Regions from separate parts of the Mus musculus genome. Here region 2 is linked to region 1. A link is a contact called in ENCODE Hi-C or POLR2A ChIA-PET data. All regions are on one chromosome and are shown on one strand. The core of a region is the stretch at or near the end of the contact, and the rest is flanking DNA. Distances in the headings are between cores, read along the strand shown. Region 1 holds the start of Frs3os (fibroblast growth factor receptor substrate 3, opposite strand). Region 2 has its middle 16 kb from the start of Pgc.

The links. Hi-C counts contacts between places; a loop is a spot of excess contacts on that map. ChIA-PET counts read pairs that join two places held with the same protein, here RNA polymerase II (POLR2A).
Region 2: POLR2A ChIA-PET joins it to region 1 with 51 read pairs in embryonic stem cell. The contact joins the enhancer-like site here to the promoter of Frs3os in region 1. A Hi-C loop is called at or near these places in 5 of 37 maps with a recorded cell type or tissue (Patski, gastrocnemius, heart and 1 more). POLR2A ChIA-PET finds 5 or more read pairs at or near these places in 4 of 5 experiments (Patski and embryonic stem cell).

What each region holds. Positions count from the first base shown.
Region 1 is chr17:47,700,702-47,703,281 of GRCm38, forward strand. Frs3os (fibroblast growth factor receptor substrate 3, opposite strand) reads right to left here and starts at 1,295. Exons shown (of 3, transcript NR_045913.1): 1 at 913-1,295; 2 at 44-131. Frs3 (fibroblast growth factor receptor substrate 3) reads left to right here. Exons shown (of 7, transcript NM_144939.2): 5 at 922-1,083; 6 at 1,869-2,023; 7 at 2,253-2,580.
Region 2 is chr17:47,741,914-47,744,493 of GRCm38, forward strand. It overlaps a transcript of Tfeb not described here. Among named protein-coding and RNA genes, the nearest start is that of Pgc, 16 kb to the left of the region's middle. Within about 2 kb of position 1,295, at least 1 of the 3 ENCODE cell types and tissues checked has a DNase peak (open chromatin) inside an H3K27ac peak, as active enhancers do; it is heart, where a contact is called at or near this core.

The DNA.
Region 1 (2,580 bases), core at 45-2,544:
TGTTCCTGACTGGTCTCCAAACTCACGGGGATTCTCGTCTCACCTCCCAAGTGTGGGATTACAGCCACGTATCACCACTTCTGTCCTTCTGGTCTTGTCCAGCTTTCACATATCGTGCCGTCTTTCTCGTCCTGTTTATACAAACTTCAGTTACCCTGTACTGGAGCTAATGGGTAGCAGTATATAAGAGTAATATAATGTTCATTGTCCATATCCCAGTTTAATTGTATCTATCATCCTGTGGGTGTGGTGCTGGGGACTAAACTCAGGACTGTGTACATGCTAGGAACCCACATACATGCATGCATGCATGCATGCATACATACATATATACATACCCTGGCTTTTTGAGACAGGGATTTCATGGGTAGCTCAGGCCAGCCTTGAACTTAATGATTAACTGTGGGTATGTGGTACCGTACCTGGTAACATCTATCTTTGCTGTGGATGTGTGCATGACCTCACACATCCCCCTCAGCTGCCCCCGAGTCCCATAGGCCTGTGTTACAGATCCCCAGGCTGGCATCTTCAGAGCCATTGAGTTGCAGGTGCTCAGTCAAGTGTTGCCACTTTGTGGACAGACACTTGGAAGTGCTTAGAGACCTGCTGCAGGAAGGAGTACTGGACTGCCTTGCTCTGCCTCTCCCAAGCTGAGAGGAACCTGTGTGGAAACAGTGGGCCTTTGCCTCTGGTCTGAATAGTCTGTGAATGAGCTGGAAGTAGGTCAGACCCAATTGTCTTCAGAGATAGTAGAGATGGCTATACCTGGATGAAGGGTTGGGGGTGGGGGCAGCTGGGAGGCAGAGTGATGGGTACAGGAAGATGGGGCACCTACCCATGGTTTTCTCCCCACCCCAGAAGGCACCTATCCTTAGGAAAACCGGGTCTTGGAGGCCCTCACTGCTTCCTCACCTTCCCCAGGCATCTTTGCATTCAAGTGTTCGAGGGCAGAGGACATCTTCAACCTGCTGCAGGACCTCATGCAGTGTAACAGCATCAACGTGACGGAGGAGCCGGTCATCATCACGCGGAGCAGCCACCCACCAGAGCTGGACCTGCCTCGAGGGCCCCCACAGCCCGCTGGTGAGAGACCCCACCCCAGTCACCCTGTCATATACACACACGAGCTAAGGAGCAGGTACGGGAGAGCTGGGGTGAGCCAGCCTTCCTGGACAGTCTTCTGTCGTCAGAACCATTCCTGAGGATGGATCAGTCCTGGGCAGGGCCAGTTGGGTGACTCAAGCTGGAGCTGCAGAGGCCTGCGCCTTGGGTCAACTGATGGTTGGGAAGCAGACAGGAAGACGTTGGGTTGCCATAGAAACAGCAGTCTGGAGCTTTTTGCTTCCTTCCGTGTACTGGCCTGGATCACATACAAAATACACTTCTCCTGGCTGGCTGGCGCGCCATCGCTGCTCACATTGGTGTGGAGGTTCCCATGATCTGTTCTTGATGGCTGCTAAGTCAGACCACACAGCCCTGCTCATTGTATTCCCTGTGAGAGACAGAAAGGCTAAAATGGCCCCTGTGTCGGTGAGGTTTCCTGGTGCTCCCTGGCAAAGCCTGCCTGGTCATAGGACAGTTCAGGGGTGACAGGTGTGCCATCAGTGTTTAATAAGGTCTATGAGAAAGTAGGAGGTTGAGCCAGCCTCAGGGTGGCTTCAGAGGGCAGGGCAGGATTTGATTGCAGAGGTGTAGGGGGGTGGGGGGCTGCCCAGTCAGTGCAGTGAGTGATAATAGGGCCGTGAGAGCCTCTTGCTTGCCTTTGGAAGGATTGCAGGGCACCTCAAATATGTGTGCACGTGACTGCAAATGACTGTCAGCTCTCCCATACCCCTCTCCTTGACTGCTTTCCCTGAACCCACCTCCAGGCTACACGGTCTCTGGCTTCTCCAATGGCTTCCCTGGCTGCCCTGGAGAGGGCCCACGGTTCTCCTCCGCACCTCGCCGACCCTCCACAAGCAGTCTGCGACACCCCTCGCCTGGGGAAGAGTCTACCCACACCCTCATTGCCTCCGAGGAGCAGGTGTGCAGGTGGTGGGCGGCACTCTAGGTGGGCGGGACCTAGGGAAGGTTGGGAGAACAGAAGAGACTTGATAGGGCCCCCCTCTACCGGAGCAGGAGGGGCCGCTTATGGGGGGGGGTTGGAGGCGGCAGGAGAAACTCTGGCTCTTTTCCTGTCTTCTCTGGCCCTGTCCCTCCTCCCAGTCCTTGAAACCACTTGATTCACTTAACATCTCTCTCCCTGCCTGCAGTCTCACACCTATGTCAACACACCAACTGGGGATGAGGATGGCAGAAGTCGCCACTGCCTGCAGCCACTGCCTGAGGGCAGGGTACCCCTCCCAGCACAGACACAGGGTTCCGACCAGCGAGACCCACAGGTGTTGCTCCAGCCAGGGCAGGTCAAGTTCGTGCTGGGCCCCACCCCTGCTCGGCGGCAGGTGATGAAGTGCCAGAGCCTCTGCCCGGGCATGCAGGACCCTCCCCATCACAACAACAACGAGGGCCCTTCTGAGTGCCCAGCCCAGCCCAAATGCACCTACGAGAACGTCAGCGGGGGCCTGCAGCAAGGGGCTGGCT
Region 2 (2,580 bases), core at 45-2,544, 41 kb after region 1:
AGTGGTTAGAGCACTTGCTACTTTTCCAGAGGTCTGGACTCTGGCACCCATGTTGAGCAGCTCACAAGCACCTGTATTTCCAGCTCCAGGGGCCCGACACCCTCCTTCAGCTTCCACGGGTATGCGTACTCTGCCCTACCTCCTGCCAAAGTTACACACACATGTACATACAGTTTTTTAAAAAGCTGAGGGTGGGTTGGAGAGATGGCTCAGTGGTTAAAAGCACTGACTGCTCTTCCAGAGGTCCTGAGTTCAATTCCCAGAAACCACATGGTGGCTCACAACCATCTGTAATGGGATCTGGTGTTCTCTTCTGGTGTGTCTGAAGACAGCTACAGCGTGTACTCATATGCATAAAATAAATATATCTTTAAATAGCACTAAGGGTTCCAACAGGCCACCCTATGTATCTAACACCCTAAAATATAACATCTTCTAGGTGAGGAAGGCTTGTAGGTTCCAGAAGGCTCAAGGAGATGAGTCAGGAGAACATGGCTCACAGGATGGAAGCTCCTAGAGCCTGACTGACAACACAGAGCCTGACTGGGGCTGAGCCACAGCCTCTGCATTGGGTAGCTTGGTGTTCTTGTAGGACCCCTAACAGTGGGGTGGGGGTGGGAGTGTCTCTGGCTCTTTTGCCTTCTTTGGGACTTTTTTTCCCCTACTGGGTTGCTTTGTCCAGCCTTGATATGAGGGTTTGTGCCGTGTCTTTTTTTATAACTTGTTATGCTGTGTTGGGTTGATACCCCTGGGAGGTCTGTTTTTTTTTTTTAATTTTTAAAAAAAGTATTTTTATTGTATGTGCATTTGTTTTGTCTGCATGTATGGCATGTGTGTCTGTGTGAGGGTGTTGGAGCCTGTGGAAGTGTAGTTACAGACAGTTGTGAGCTGCTGTGTGGGTGTGGAAGAGCAACCAGTGCTGGTAACCACTGAGCCATCTCTCCCACCCTGGGACGTCTATTTTTTTCTGACGGGAAATGGGGGAGGGGGAAATGTACAGGGGAGAGGAGGTGGGTAGGGGTGAGGGTGGGGGTGGAGAGGGTCTGGCATGAGGGCAAACTGCAGTTGGGATGTATTGTATGACAGAAAAAAATAATTAAAACTACAAAACCAACAACTCCCCCCCCCAAAAAAAAAACCCCACCTTCCAGGACGTCTTGCGAGCACCCTGCTCTCCAGCACACCCAATTCCCAGCGCACATACAGTGACTCACAACCATCTCTAACTCTGGGTCTAGGGAATTGAGCGCCCTCTCCTGGCCTCTGCATGCATGTGGTGCACAGACACACGCAGGCAAAACACTCACCCATGCTTATAAAATAAATACCTGTATGTCTAAGGTTTTTTGCAGACTCTGGCCACAGTCCCTGCTACACTCTACAACCCCATCTCCCATTCCGGGCTTGTTCTCCTCAGTTGACTAGGTACTGCATGGGATTTGGCAGGCAGGGAGTGTCTCTACCCCTTGAATTTCCCCGTGGGACATTGGTCTGCATCCCCTGTCCTAGGCACGGCTCTTCCCTCCCCTCTCTGCCCGCCCTCCTCTTCCACTCTGCACCAGAGACGCCGATCCTCTTGCTGAGGGCAGAGATAACGTCCCAGCGATAGGGAAGGACCGAGACTTATCTCACCCACAGGAAGTGCTTTGCTGTAGAGTGGGTTGGCAGCGGGGGAGATGGGAGGACAGCCCAGAGAGGCAGAAGATCAGGCAGGATCATTGTTTCATCACACACACACACACACACACACACACACGTATTGTTAACATATATTACAGATACACATATTTTCTCCCTTCTGATGCTGGGGTATCAAACCTAGAGCCTCACACAGTTCCCAGAGCTTGACCCTCACCGTGGTCCTGGTCTTAACTGGGAGAATAAGGAAGAGGAGAACGGAGTCTGGCCAGTGCCGTGCCAGTTTTGCTGGGGGTGGGGTGGGGGCATTCCACCTTGTTGAGAGTTACAATACAGTGGGAGTCCCAGAGAAGGATGTGTGTAGAAAGCAGTGATCCCGACGCTCTTGTTTCAGCTATCCTTCCTTCAAGTGCTTTCTGCCTTCCCGGCTTCCTTGCTTTCACCAAAAAGAAATTTTTTTTGGTTTGTTTTTTTGTTTTGGTTTTTCGAGACAGAGTTTCTCTGTAGCCCTGGAACTCACTCTGTAGACCAGGCTGGCCTCGAACTCAGAAATCTGCCTGCCTCTGCCTCCCAAATTAAAGGCGTGCGCCACCACTGCCCGGCCATGACCTTCAATGAAGACATAGCTTTCTAGGAGGCCATTGGACCCTTCCCTCTCATGACAGGCCTGGCTGGCGGTTCGAATCACCTGGGAGCTCTTACAGAGTAGCCCCGCCTCCCGGTCTCTGGGGTGGGGCTTGGGCCCCAGGATGAAAGCAAAGCCCTACTGGTTCCCACGCCCTTTCTCTAGGCCCTGGAGTCTAGGGCAACAGCTCCGACACCAAGCCTGCCTGCAAAGTCCCCAGTGGGACTACACCATATCAGCTGTCGCCACGCTGCTTCACATCTCATGTTTAAGTAGTTTCACAGGTTTTATGTTTGTGTCCGTGTCCGTGTCCGTGT